4 separate regions of the Homo sapiens genome follow, and all the other regions are linked to region 3. The links are chromatin contacts, found by Hi-C in ENCODE. All regions are on one chromosome and are shown on one strand. Each heading gives the region's core, a stretch centred on a gene start or an enhancer-like site at or near the end of the contact. The rest is flanking DNA. Distances are from core to core; before and after follow the strand shown.

Evidence for each region. A loop is a pair of places that touch in the nucleus more often than their neighbours do. Pooled maps may share reads with other maps.
Region 1: a loop to region 3 is called in a pooled map, with 14 times the contacts of the local background. The contact joins the promoter of GALNT7-DT here to the promoter of MSMO1 in region 3. A Hi-C loop is called at or near these places in 4 of 50 pooled maps.
Region 2: a pooled map shows a loop between it and region 3 (5-fold over the local background). The contact joins the promoter of PPID here to the promoter of MSMO1 in region 3. A Hi-C loop is called at or near these places in 2 of 50 pooled maps.
Region 4: a pooled map shows a loop between it and region 3 (26-fold over the local background). The contact joins the promoter of SAP30 here to the promoter of MSMO1 in region 3. A Hi-C loop is called at or near these places in 4 of 50 pooled maps.

What each region holds. Positions count from the first base shown.
Region 1 is chr4:173,168,370-173,171,668 of GRCh38, forward strand. GALNT7-DT (GALNT7 divergent transcript) reads right to left here and starts at 1,283. Exons shown (of 7, transcript NR_134242.1): 1 at 495-1,283. GALNT7 (polypeptide N-acetylgalactosaminyltransferase 7) reads left to right here and starts at 442. Exons shown (of 12, transcript NM_017423.3): 1 at 442-592. The coding sequence starts at 467. RefSeq lists silencers at 121-170, 241-360, 591-1,820.
Region 2 is chr4:158,721,670-158,725,025 of GRCh38, forward strand. It overlaps PPID (peptidylprolyl isomerase D), which reads right to left and starts at 1,727. Exons shown (of 10, transcript NM_005038.3): 1 at 1,535-1,727. The coding sequence starts at 1,619. RefSeq lists enhancers at 1,137-1,720, 1,354-1,833, 1,721-2,305.
Region 3 is chr4:165,326,071-165,329,656 of GRCh38, forward strand. It overlaps MSMO1 (methylsterol monooxygenase 1), which reads left to right and starts at 1,599. Exons shown (of 6, transcript NM_006745.5): 1 at 1,599-1,694. RefSeq lists a silencer at 1,198-1,537 and an enhancer at 1,628-1,897.
Region 4 is chr4:173,368,921-173,372,410 of GRCh38, forward strand. SAP30 (Sin3A associated protein 30) reads left to right here and starts at 2,034. Exons shown (of 4, transcript NM_003864.4): 1 at 2,034-2,577. The coding sequence starts at 2,263. It overlaps SAP30-DT (SAP30 divergent transcript), which reads right to left and starts at 1,778. Exons shown (of 4, transcript NR_183973.1): 1 at 1,372-1,778; 2 at 514-690. RefSeq lists enhancers at 1,255-1,494, 2,578-3,141, 2,845-3,144 and silencers at 1,895-2,064, 2,345-2,724.

The sequences.
Region 1 (3,299 bases), core at 33-2,532, 7.8 Mb after region 3:
TATTGTCCATAATTACAATAAAAGTTTGGGGATCTGAAAGCTTTAAGGAGCTGAGCTGCAGGGCAAAGGCTAAGAACCGGACTCGGGAAAAGTGCAAGTTAGTTACAAGGTAGCAGGGACTGTGAAGGGGGCTCGCGTGGAGAGCAGGGGACTGCGGATCTGGAAGGGGGCAGGTAGAGAGGAAGGCAGCCTGGCAGAGCGAGGCACACGGGTCAGTCGGAGCTCTGCGGTGGCCGCCAGAGGGGAGGGGGCCACGGGGAGGAGCGGAGGGAAGAGCCCGGGGAAAGGTGTAGCCGAGGGGAGTTCCGGATCTGGAGCTGGAAAGGGCAGGCAGCGGAGAGGGCGGCAGCCGTAGCGGTAGGGGTGGGGGAAAGAGGGGGAGGAGAGCCGGAGGAGGGGGAAGGAGGGAGGGGAGAGCGGTGGCGGCGGCTGCGCCGGGCTGTGAGTCTCTCGCCGCCGGAGGAAGATGAGGCTGAAGATTGGGTTCATCTTACGCAGTTTGCTGGTGGTGGGAAGCTTCCTGGGGCTAGTGGTCCTCTGGTCTTCCCTGACCCCGCGGCCGGACGACCCAAGCCCGCTGAGCAGGATGAGGGTGAGTGACCCGCCCGGCCCCCTCCGGCGGCAGCGACCGGCAACTTGTTTTGTTTGCCCGCGTGTGGAGGGAGCAGGGGCGGCGGGGTCGCGGCACGGCGTGGGCACCGCAGCTCCGCAGGTGGTGCTGGCGCAGCGCGGGCCGAGGGGGTGCCGAGCCCCGCGCACTCCGACCTCCCTGGCCGCCGCCGGCCCGCCCCCTCGCCGCCCCTTCCTCCGCTCTTCCCCGCCCCGGGCTCCGTCGCCGACACCCGCGCTGCCGCGGCAGCGGCTCGGGCGGCCGCTCTCCGCGCCGGGACTGCGGGCGGAGCGGGCGGAGAGCCGGGTCCGGGGGGCTGCGGCCGCCCGGCGTCCCGCTCTGGGGGGCCGGGACCGCAGCGCTCACGGCCCGGGGACGCGGGGTTGGTCCAGGCTGCGGCCTGTGGCGCGTGCAGGCCTGAAGGAGGCGAGATGCCGATGCCGCCACCGCTGGTCCGGTGGACCAGGCCCCTTGGTCCAGCCTCCCCTCCCGCAGCCGCCCGTCTGGGGGTGTTCGCAGCCCCGGGCTCCCCCGGCCCGCCCGCCGGGGAGTGGGAGGGCGATGGCGCCCCGCCTCCGGCTCTTACGGAGAGCGCGCCTCCCCCTCAACTCCGGCGGCGGGGAGCCGGGGTGCGATGCGCGGCCGAGGCCTCGCCCGGACCGCCGGTCCCCCTCGCGTCCCTGGGCGAGGGAGGGGCGGTTGGCCGGAGATGGCGGAGGGGCGTCCCCGCCCCGCCTGCCCGCCGCCCCCAGCCCTCAGCGCCTGGGGAAGCCCCTGCTGTGGCAGTGCTCGGGCGCTATCCGGGGGAAGAGGAGCAGTTCCTCTTCCTTGGCTGCGGCAGGGCTGCTTGGGCCGGAAAACTAACTTGTGTCGGCGCCCGGCCGCCCCGCGCCGGCTGCCGGCTAGCTCAGGCCGACGCCGAGGGGAGCGGCGGCGCGGAGCTCGCGGCGGCTCCGCTGGGACGCATTTGTCTGCCGCCCAGGGCGCGAGTGTTAGCGCTGACATTCCTTGGATTTGGAGGGTTTAGTCAGGCGCCTCGGAACATTAGTTACCCGGAGCCGCGCCGCGCGGGGAAGGGACCGCGGGCACTGCGGCTTCCCTGACCCGGCAGCGGGCGGCGCGCACCGGCCTCGCCCCCGACCCTGACCTGCTTCCCCCCGGATGAACCGTTGCACCACCTGCTTCCTCCTCCCCGCTGGGACAGCCAACTGGGCCGGCTGCCAGTGGGGGTAGGAGAGGGTATGAGGGGCTCACGACCGCCGAGGCGGCGGGGCTGCAGGAGGAGTCGAGTCGCTCTCTCTGTTGTAAAGTGCTTTTTGCAAGTGTGATGAGCATCGCTTCTATGTCATGTTTATTTAACTTTCCTTCTGGAAAGTTAGCATCAAGAAGTTGGGCAAAAAGGCTTGTGGCGTCCTTTCAAGAGTAAGAATCCTAGGAGGAGATCCCATTATCAGCTCTTCGCCTATATCATGAGATTAGATGTAATCTGGAAGTTTTAGTATTTGAAGTCTCTACAGCAGTGGAATCCCTTTGTAATATCTGGGATAGATTCCCATCTAAGTCATCTAAATTGATGGTAATAAAAAGTATCAGTTTTCCTTTTCAGTACATTTGCGGTTTTAAGCTTCTCAGCTCATGGAGTGATGGTGATCTTTTTATAATTTTGCTCTCAATATGACTTATTGACAAAGGATAACTGAATATTGCAATTGAGGATATTTGTTTTAAGTCATCAAATGGCTTTTTACATGTAGCTAGAAATGTTTAACCCCCTATTTTCTGGTAGAGAAACTGACGAAAAACTGACAAAACTAGCTAGGTTCAGAATGTCCCGCCCTTCTGATGATCTTTTAAAGAGGTGGCGGAACATCAGCATCACTTGCCAACTCGTGGAATATTTTATTAGTGCAAACAAAGGATGGGCCATAATGCCCATTTCAGTACTATATGGTGATGATAAAGAAGGTGATGATATCTTGATTTTTTGTTTGTTTCAGTGTACTTGATAAAGTTTCTCAGTGGATCCAGTGTAATTTCTGTCATTTGTCAAAAACAAAAGGTAGATTTTAAAGACTTAACATAATTAACATTAAGAGGAATGCTTAGGTATCAGAAGAGCAAGAAAGACCCTTTTATTGGCTTCCCAGGTAAATAGTAATACAAGCAATTTAAAGTGTAGCTTATAAATAATAAGAGCATAAATAAGGGATTATTGCCTTCCTTTAATAAAGACTAACCTAGGAGCTTTTAAGGTACAGTGCTAGAAGGACAAATCCTGTAGGGAGGATTCTGACTCCTGAGTTTCTCCTCCCCCTTGTGGTTCTTTTACTTCGATGACTATTGCATATATTCCACCCATGGTGAGATCTCTGCTTCTCTTTAATGCTGATCTACACATGGACTTTTTTGGATCCCTTTAAATAGCCTGAACGATCCAGTTTACCAGGTATGGGTTCTGCCTCTACTCCAGCAAGCTTGTACCTGTGGCTCCATTCACCCTGTGCCACTTTTTGTCTTGAACTATGAATATGTCATACACTAAATTCTGTTACAGCCTTGACAACTTGGGATGGTCCTTTCTCATCTGCACTATTTCCTTGTTTTAGGTCTGTCCACCTGTGGAGTCAAGACAAAAGAAACATGTTTCTTATTTCCTTCCCATCTCTGGGCCTCTTGCCCTTTCTCTGAA
Region 2 (3,356 bases), core at 477-2,976, 6.6 Mb before region 3:
ATAGATCTCTTAAATTTATTCCCCCTTTCTAACTGAAATTAGGTCTCTCGTGATCAACATCTACCCAACCCCTGAAATCCACCATTCCATTCTCTACTTCAAGGTCAACTTTTTAGAAACCACATGTAAGTGAGATCATGCCTTGTCTTCCTGTGCCCAGCTTATTTCATGTAACATAATGTCCTCCATATTAATTCATGTTGTCAGAAGTGACAAGATTTCATTATTTTTTATGGGTGAATAGTACTCCACTGTGCACATATATCAAATTTTAAAAAAAATCCATCTGTAGATGGAAACCTAGTTTGATTCCATTATCTTGGCTATCATGAATAATGCTGCAATGAACATGGGAGTGCAGATACCTCTTTGACATACAAACTTCATTTCCTTTGAATATACTCACTAGAATTAGTGAATCTTATTTTATTCTAATATTCAAATTTAGTCTACCTACTGTCATGTATGTATATAAACAGATTTGAAACATTACACTAAGGATCATAACCAATTATAGTAGCCAAAAGATTAGCACCATGTAAGAGATATCATTAAATACAAATAGTTTTAAATCCTGAGTAATTTCTTCAAGAGGTACTGAGAATTTCCAATCACCAAGCAACCAACGGGAGAAAATTAAACAGTCTTTGGGTGGGCGGACTTGCCACGTGTTACGTATACCTGCAGCCTTTGTGCTCTGAGCAAACTGCCTCATGCAACCTCTGAAGCAAAAGCTGTAAAAATTCCTCCTCTAGATAGCAGCTAAGACAGGTGAGATTAAACCTAGCCCTAGCTAGTTGCAACAAACTGAATGTACGTGTAAACGTGTGTGTGTCCTGTACATGCATTCAAACACATTGCCTGGCCAGCAATTCCAACGTGTTCCAGAACAAGGCCAATCCAGTTACAAAGCAACACGCTCCCTAATTCACCAGGCCTTAGGAACTTCTGAGCGGCTATGTAACCTAGGCAACACCATCACTACGTTGAGCGCATTTTCCCAATGGCAAATTAAGAGAAAATGTTTGCTCATCTGAACGGACCTCTAAATTAAGAATCAGTAATAAGGCAAAAGCAATGAGCAAACAAGTCCCTTTAACGTATAAATAACACAGCACGTGCTGATATATTATCTCATGTGGCAAATATAGTTTCCTGGGGCCCAGCAGACGCATATCCCAGGATATGCTTTCCGAACTGTCCCATTGCAAACATAAAATATTTCATGCTAACTTGGTAGTGCAAAGGTGGCGTGGAAGTGCCACCAAATCAGGAGGCAAACCTAAAGGACGCCACAATTCCCGAACTAGAAATTTCCAGAAACTTCCGCACCACCGATGGCATTGATACAAGGGCGCTGGATCGATCTAGCCCTAGATCTCCGGGCCTGCTCCGGCGGACCAGCCTAGGCAGCCATCCCCTCCGCGAAACTGAGCAGTCACCGGCCGGAGCCGCATTCCGCCCTTGGAATCCCCCAAATCCCGGGAACCCCCGCCTCCTCGGGGCTTTTCCGCGAGCGTCAGACTCCGCTCACCTCGCTCCCCTCCGATGTCCACGTCAAAGAAGACTCGAGGGTTACTGGGGTTGGAGGGCTTGGCTTGGGGGGACGGGTGCGACATCTTGACTTGCAGACGTGTTTAGTACGGAATATCAGAGTACCTAGTGGCCGCCCGGGCCGCCCAAACTCCAGAGTCCGTCTCCGCCGGAGACCGGCAGCGACGCTGACCGGCCACTTCCGACGCAAGAACCGGAAGCCATGGCCTGACTTCCGGCACCGCCCCGCTCCCCCGCGCGGTGTTTCAAAGAGCCTGAGCGACTCCGTGCAGCGAACCGCGTGCCCTCCGCCACCTGTTCCTGGCTTCTCATTTAATGAAGTTGCGATCCCAGTTCTCATTATTCTTCTCGCTTGTGTTTCGTTGTCTTTCCCACCCTCGTGGCGTAGAGAGCTTTGGAGTCAACCCCATGCCAGCGTCAGCTCTGCCACCAAGTTGGGTGTGACTTCTCAGAAACTCAGTTTGCTCCTCTGGAAAAAGAATAAAAACGCTGACCTCGGAAGGTCGTTTTGAGGATTAAAGACATGAATCAGTACAATGCCTGGCATAAACTGGTGGTACCCAACCAATAGGAGCCTTATTATTGCCATGTCGTTACAATTTGATCTTCACATTACAATGTAAGTGGTAAGGCTTAGACTAAACGCTCCAAACAGCTAAAGCTGAGAGTCCAGAAGAGAGCACAGTTTTGATTCCTGATAAAACTGTATTTGGCGGGGCGCGGTGGCTCACGCCTGTAGTCCCAGCACATTGGGAGGCCGAGGCGGGCGGATCATTTGAGGTCAGGAGTTCGAGACCAGCCTGACCAACATGATGAAACCCGTCTCTACTAAAAATAAAAAAAAAAAAAATCACCCGGGCGTGGTGGTGCTTGCCTGTAGTCCCAGCTACTCGGGAGGCTGAGGCAGGAGAATCGCTTGAACCCGGGAGGCGGCGGTTGCAGTGAACCGAGATCGCGCCACTGTACTCCAGACTGGGTGACAGAGCGAAACTGTCCCCCCCCCCCCCAAAAAAAAGAAAAACAAAAAAATACTGTATTACTATAGCCCACTTTTCCCTTATGGGGATCTGTGTAAAACATTTACTTTTTACACACACACACACACACACACACACACACACACACACACATATATATGAGGAGAACATAGCCTTGCCTCTTAATAAAGCCTAATTTTGGAGAAGAGTGGCAATTCCCTGTGTAGATGCTTTGCCCTGTAGTTCTATTGGAGCTCAGCAATTTGGATTCAGCCTGAGGCTTACTTTATCAATAAGGCAGGAGATATCCTTAGATGCTTCACATTTTTTTTTCTTATGAGAAAGTAAAAAGTATTGGAATCCAGCACTCAAATAATGTCTCAAAAGCCAGGAGCCTTGTGTCAACAGCAGCAGCCAGAGTGGCTTTTTGGAAGGAAAGACCAGTGCTAATTTTCCCCTATCAGAGCTGTCACCATCCCTCTAGATGAAGGCTCCTGCCCTACTTGCTACCCGGTCTTAGGATAAGTAAAAGTTAGAAGGGTTACGGTTAAAGAACAACTGATTCCTATTCTCAATTTGAATTTGCCTGTGATGTTATACACTGGACTAAGCACGAAAGTTGATGTTAAAAAAGAAAAAAAAAAAAGCAAAAGCTTCAAGTTCTGACTACATGTATACTAGGCATGTTACCAAAGAAAAGTCATTTAATTTCTCTGAACCCTTCTCATTTCCTTTTCGGTAAAGTGCCAAAGAACAGGGTATGAGAATGGAAAAAGATAATGTGTAAGCATTTGCCTTGTAATCTCTAAAGCATTCTTATACACT
Region 3 (3,586 bases), core at 349-2,848:
CGTTTCATAATGTTCAAGTTGTTGTCTATAGAGCAGTTAGGGGAAACTATAACCTTGTAACAGAGTCTACATGATTCTGAAGCAATAGGCAAACAATTATGAGGAAGGGGTCAGACAGCAAGCTGACCTAATTATTAATCCTCAGTGTGCTGCAAGCTTGGTTTAATTTCGTTCCCCCCACCCCTTTTTCCCAGATTAACTTCATAAAGTATATAGGCATGGTTTCAGACACCACTGTAAAGGCATCCTAAAGACAGGGCTGACTCTGACAACCAAGGGACAGATCCCATTTCTTTTCATTTGACGTGACCGCTGTCATGATACTTTACAAAGAATGTGTGTGCCAAACATGAGGGATAGACGAATAAGTACAGGTCACACTGAATCTAAAAAAGACACTTTTCAAGAGGGAACTTCCTCAAGGAGATAGTACCTGAATTGATGGGGCGGCATGGAGATGGCTGATTATTCCAGGCAGAAGGGCCAGTTTGAGCAAAAGCATGGAGGAATGAAACAATAGTATTCTGTTTTCAGAAGCTGTATATATTTGACACAATATACACATAATCAAAACATGTGTACGCCGTAAACACAATTTTTGTCAATTATACCTTAATAAAGAAGGAGGAAAAAGGGCCTTCACTAGCCCAAATGATGCCCCTGTGCGGTTTTTTCTTTAAAGGCACCTCTTCCGTTAAGTGAAAGTTTTAGTATATTATCACATCTGTACAGTTTTATTATTAAACCCCAGTACACAATATTTTAATGTTGAGAGATGGTGTAAACTGAGCTTTAGAGCTGCAAAGACCTGCGTCAAGCCCCCGCCCCCGCCCCCGCCCCCGGGCACTCATCGTCCAGCACAACAATTGCAACAACACCTGGGCGTTCTCTGCCCATGTAGCGAGGTCAAGGTCCTGGGAGCCGAACTCTCCCTTGATGTTCAATCTTTTTAAATCTTTCCCAGCCTTTATTTCTCATCTGCAAAATGACGATAATCGCATTTGAAATTCTCCGTTTTCAAAATGCAGGAATTTATTAAAGGATACGTAGGCTGGGGAAACAAGGGAGACGAAAGATCTAAATCTAAATGGTAGACCAGAAAAAGGAAGGCAAGGGTGTCTGGAAACACAAAACAGTCAACATAGATTTTAAGACTCATCTATACTCTCTTCTTCCCGGGTTTGGGAACTGCGGTTGCTACACAGGTCACATTTGAAATAAAAGTCCTGGGACGGCGGCCGGCGCGACACTCTCCCCCGCACAGCGCAGGCTCTCACTGGGAATCTGCCGGGACCGCAGTTGCCAAGGCGACTCCGCGCTGCAGGGCGAGGCGGCCATCCGTCTGTGCCCGCCCCCTCACGCCGTGGCGCGCTCTCACGCTTCCCCGCCTCCGGGCGCTCCGCGGTGCCGACCATTGGCTGGCTCTGCAGGTCTCACTATCCTCACTCCATCCGCGGAGCCAATGGCTGGGACCGCCAGGAGCTCGTTCGCGCGAGTCACACGATGTCGGCAACTGCACAGACCAATCACCGCGCCGAGAAGGCGGGGCGGGAGCTCTCGCAGGCCAATAACGACAGGACGGGCCGCCTGGCCCACCCGGCTCCACCCCCAAGCCAGGCGAGGCAGGTTCCGAGGTTGGAACACCTGGCGAGTCCTCGGTGTCGGTGGCCGGCAGTCATCTCGCGGCCGTTCAGGTGAGGGGGTTGGAGGAGTGGCTCATGAGCGAGGAAGGGGGAGCAGGCGGGCTCCCACCCGGTGCTCCGTGAGATCGAGGGGAGCGGGTTCTGGGTGCGGATGCACGCGCTGGGCGGGACGCTGGCAGTGGTACCCGAGACGGGGCGGAAGGAGACTGGAGTGAAGGTGGGCCTAGGCTAAGGTACGTGCTAGAAAGGATGAAAACGGAGTGAAATTCTTAAGTGATGGAACTAGGCTAGGGCATGTTTCTTGCCCTTTAAAATGTGTTGTCTTCGGGAGACAGGACGTAGAAGATAGTTGCAGCACAGGGTGATAGGCTGGCGAAAGTTATACAAAAGCAGGAACCACTAGAAGGAGGTAAGATGTAGTGTGCTTTGGGAGTAGTGGGGTTGGGAAGGGCGTCCGAGAGGAGGTTACTGAAGGATGACTAGGAGTTGAATGGGAGGACATCACCTGTAAGGGAACGATATTTCCGTGGGCAGAGAGGAATGAAGCAGTAGCAACCATGAGTGATCAGATACTGCAAAAATGTGAAGTGTAGGATGGCGAGAATGTAAGAAATGAAGAGTGAAGAAGTCTGGAAGGGCCTCGTGTGCATCAATCACAGCGGGGCTTGATCTTTATGCTTAGGGCAAGCACTCCCTTGAACTTTGAGTGTTTTAAGGAGGTTATCTCTGATGTTTAAATTTATATAGATCGTGGCATTGCATCTTAGAAATAAGGTTTAGGAAGGGCAAGCTTGGAGGCAGGGCAAGTCCAGAAAATGAAGGAGCTGGTGAAATCCGTGTTAAAGTGCCAAAGGACAGAGACTGGCTGACAGCTAAACTTCAAGGTTTCTGAGAATCCACAAATAACTAAATTTATCTAGTCAACCTGTTCCAGAACAGGCTTCCAGTCATTTAGGTTGCCCAAGAATGAGTAAAGGAAAAGGAAATTCAATTTTCCAAGACCTTGTTTCCCCTCTCCTCTTTAATTCCTTGTTCGGTTAGCAACAGTATATCCATTCCCTCGCTCCTTTGTGAAAAGTAAATTCCTGAATGTTAACTAAACCAAGTGTTTCTAAATTGGGTAAGAGTTTGAAGACTTAAGGCAGCAGAATGGGAGAGACTTAAAACGTTATGTCTGAGAATTAGGCATTAAAGGAGGCCTAGTATTTGGGCGGGGGTTGTGAGGAGCACATACTGAACCTTTGGACCTGTTGAGTGAGTTCATGTGCCTCTGAACTCTCTGACTGGATATGACCAGTAAACTTGGATAATTAGATCCTGGAGTTTAGGGGAGAGGGCTAGAGATAGAGATGATGGATGTCAGCATATTTTTAAAACAGAAAATAGTTAAGATCACCCAAGACAATCTGGAATCGTTAGAAGGGAGTAAGGAAGGCATTATTGGGAAACTTTCCAGCTTCAATTCTCATATTTTTTCTAATCTCCTGGTTGAGTCTTTGGAGTTGCTGTTCTCTCTATGCAAAACCCCTCCCTTGACCCTCTCTCCCTCACTCTATTTTTTAATTTGTCACCTCCTTCTCCTGTTCTAGGTCTCAGTTTAGATAGCACCTTTCTCTAGAAGTTCATAGCACTGTGTATTCCCCCCTTTATTGTTCTTATCACATAATTTTTGATGGTTTGGACACTAGTTGTTATTCCTCACTAAATTTTATGTTTTATGAACTCAGGGGTAAGGGCACCAGCTAGCACAATGAATGCACAATACTTGTCAGAGTGAATGCATTTAAGTTCCAAGAACCAAGGAAAGGCGGTATTTCAAGAAGAGAAGTATCAAATCTTCCAGATTAGTCAAATAAACTCCAAAAAAAAAAAAAAAGGTTTATTGGATTTGGCAGCTGGAGATCCATAGCGATTTTTTTTTTTTTTTTTTTTTTTTTTTGAGA
Region 4 (3,490 bases), core at 784-3,283, 8.0 Mb after region 3:
TACAATTTATTGTAATATTTTGTTTAACCCATTACATCCAAAACATTTAAACATATATAAAAATTTTTAATGTGCACTTCAATATTCTTTTTGAAAATTTCTTGTAGTAAGTCCAGAAATAAAAAAAAAGTCCAGCTGATATATACTTACAGCACATCTCAATTCATATGCTAAAGTTAGAGTTCATAAAATTTAAGTTGGAAAAACAGATTCATATATCTGAGTTGTTGCAAACACACTTAAAAGTATTCCAACAATTGAATCGAGCATCAGGTTTTTGGTTTTTGTTTAATTCAAATTCAATTAACGATTCAGTTTTTCCGTCTCAACCACATTTCAAGTGCTGAGTAGCCACATATGGCTAGAGGACAGCCTACTGGACAGCACAGCTTAAGGAGGTACACAATGTACTTATCAGTCATCATCTTTCTTTTTCCTACTGAATTTACGTAATATTTAAATTGTTTTTCTTTGTCATATCCTAGAACTCAAACGCACAGATACAATGGATACCTTTGATTTTCTGCGTCGATGGCATTTTGCATTTAAAAAGATCATCTGGGTGGGGTGGCGCGCGTCTGTAATCCCAGCTACTCGGGAGGCTGAGGCAGGAGAATCGCTTGAACTCGAGAGGCGGAGGTTGCAGGATCGCGCCACTGCACTGCACTCCATCCTGGGCGACAGAGCAAACTGTCTCAAAAGAAAAAAAAATCATTTATCACTAAATTTACTCACCAAAAGAACTTGCAAAAAAAAAACCCAAAACCCTACTGCCTAAAATATATTTTAAAACGTATTTGTGTTTAAGCAGCATATATCTTTTGATAAATAATGACGCATGGTAGCTAACTAGTAAAGATGCAGCTTTCATATTAGCCACGCCCATCCCTCTCTCCGCCCTCCACAAGCACGTCCCCGCAAGCGCGCAGGAACATACACGCGTACGCGCGCACACACACGTACACACGCGCGCGCCCGCGAACACATACATACAAGCAGGCGCGCCCAAACGCCGGCAGCACACAGGCGCGCACGCGCTTTTCAGGACTCAGGAAATGCGCTTTCTGCTCCCCGCGCCCGGTAGAGCTAATGCAGGGAAGTTTCTGGGAACATTCGACCAGCGTTTGTATTGGTGAGGTTCCAAGTTTCCTTTAAAATGATATGACTCCGCCCTTCTCCAAAACCGTTTGAGGAGAAATGGAAAAGGTTGGGCGTGGAGGTGAAAAGGAGCCCTGTTGTCAACTGGTCCGTACTCCACCTCAGGAGGCGGCCAACTTGGTGCGCCCAAGAATAAAAACATTTCCCTTGTAAGAACATGCAAGTGTTTAGAAACGCCCCCCCACCCCCCCGCAAGGCGTTTGTGAGGGGGACCTGTCACAGTTGAGAAGTCAGGATGGGCGTTTTCCTCCCAGGAGGTGCCCTATTAATTTGCGGCCTCGATAGTTGGTCAAGCCGGGATGTTAGCTGCGGAACCTCCAGGACCGAAGAGCGCCAATTCTCCTGAGTTCTCCTTGGTTTGGGTTTCCCACAAAAGAGTGGTCACACCAAAAACTCTGTCTCCACAAATGCGAAACGGGCTCGAAACTTTTTTTTCCCCACACGATCACTTCCCACACCACTCCCATCCCTTTATGTTTCGCCTCAGGAGTCGAGGAACTTCTCTGAAAACCAATTCTACGATATTCCAGCAGCTAAACACAGCCCGAATTCCCTAGAAACAGAGAGAGCGAGAGAAAACACTGTAAACCCCAATCACACGCTCCTGTTTTCCCGGTACTGAAAAAAAAAAAAAAAAAAAAAAGTGGGTCCGTGGCCGCGCTATGCATGCTAGGATTAGTAGTTCCTCCGTCCCTCATGGCGCGGGGTCAGGGCGGAGCTCAGGTTGACTCTGCAGCAGAGAACTACAATTCCCATGGGGCCGCGCGGCAGAAAGAAAGGGGCGGGACGGGAGGGGGCGCGTCGCGCTTGCGCAGGTCCCGGGGCCGGAGGGAGGCGGAGGCGTAGCGGTCCAACTGCTGAAGTCCCCATGTGACAGTGAGCGGGGTCCCCGCTCCAGGAGACGCTCGAGTCTGCGTCCCGGCCCTCAGCACTGTCCACTGTTTCGGTGCCAGCAGAGACCAGCAGGCCCGGGACAGTTGGTGTTTGGCCGTGCCGCTGTCTAACTTGGTGTGCAGAGTGAATTGCCGCTGCCGGAGCGGAGAGAGGCGGAGCGGCCAGGAGAGAGGGGATTTCTGTCAGCGCCGGCCTCGGGAGCTCGGAGACATGAACGGCTTCACGCCTGACGAGATGAGCCGCGGCGGGGATGCGGCCGCCGCAGTGGCCGCAGTGGTCGCTGCCGCGGCCGCCGCCGCCTCGGCGGGGAACGGGACCGGCGCGGGCACCGGGGCTGAGGTGCCGGGCGCGGGGGCGGTCTCAGCGGCTGGGCCCCCGGGGGCGGCCGGGCCGGGCCCCGGGCAACTGTGCTGCCTGCGGGAGGATGGTGAGCGGTGCGGCCGGGCGGCAGGCAACGCCAGCTTCAGCAAGAGGATCCAGAAGAGCATCTCCCAGAAGAAGGTGAAGATCGAGCTGGATAAGAGCGTAAGTAAACCGCGGGACCGCCCTGCCCTCCCGCCCCTCGGTGGGGCCCCAGGAGCCGGGCAAAGGCACGGGTTGTCGGCGGGGTCCCCCAGACAACCGCACTGGCTGCAGTGCGGTCTCGTGGAGTCTGTGTTTGGAAGCAAATAACAAAGTCGCTGCAACTCCTACCGCCACCCCAACACACACACCACACACAGGCTGTCGTTCCCCTCTTCTTTCCCACCCTGGCCCCCAACCTCCCGCTGCCTGCGTCTCTCCCGCGCAGTCTTCCCTCTTCCTTCTCCTCTGCGACCGGGACACGAAACAAAGGGGACCGGCGCACTGAGGGCCCAGAGTAGTTTTCTTGCAGCCCGGCAGCTCTTCTGGAATGGAGGCGCCTTTGTTTTGCTGCCCAAGCTGGTGTTTGGCCCCAGGCGGTACTAAATCCCGTCGTCTAGGAGAAAGCGGAGGACCTTCACGAACAAGGAAGATCCTGTTCTTTTCTGTGTTCCGTCTCCTCCGGAGCGGAGTGAGAGGGAAGCCGAGCTCACCCGCCGCCTGGCAGTGAGCCGGGGTTGTAAACGGCGTTTGCGCTGTCAGCTCCGAGGGCAGCTACTCCGATGGTGGGGAGCACGTAGCCTCTGCGGTTTTGCCATCCCCTTGGCAGCCATCAGGATTTTTTGCACGTCTTTTCGTTTGACCATCTATGAGGTTTTTAGAAACAGCCGTTGCTACTTTTGGGAGATCTGGCTAGCGGTAAATGAATAACATGGTATCGAGAACCTACCACAAGTCCTGCATATTTTTATCTTGCGCTTGGCTTAGAAGTAAATGTAAAAGCCTGTTAGCTCAGTCCGTGTTTGTTTCAAATGCTAGTCTACAGCTCGCAGGAGTATATGTAATTAAAGTTTTTGAAAAGTTTATTTGTGACACT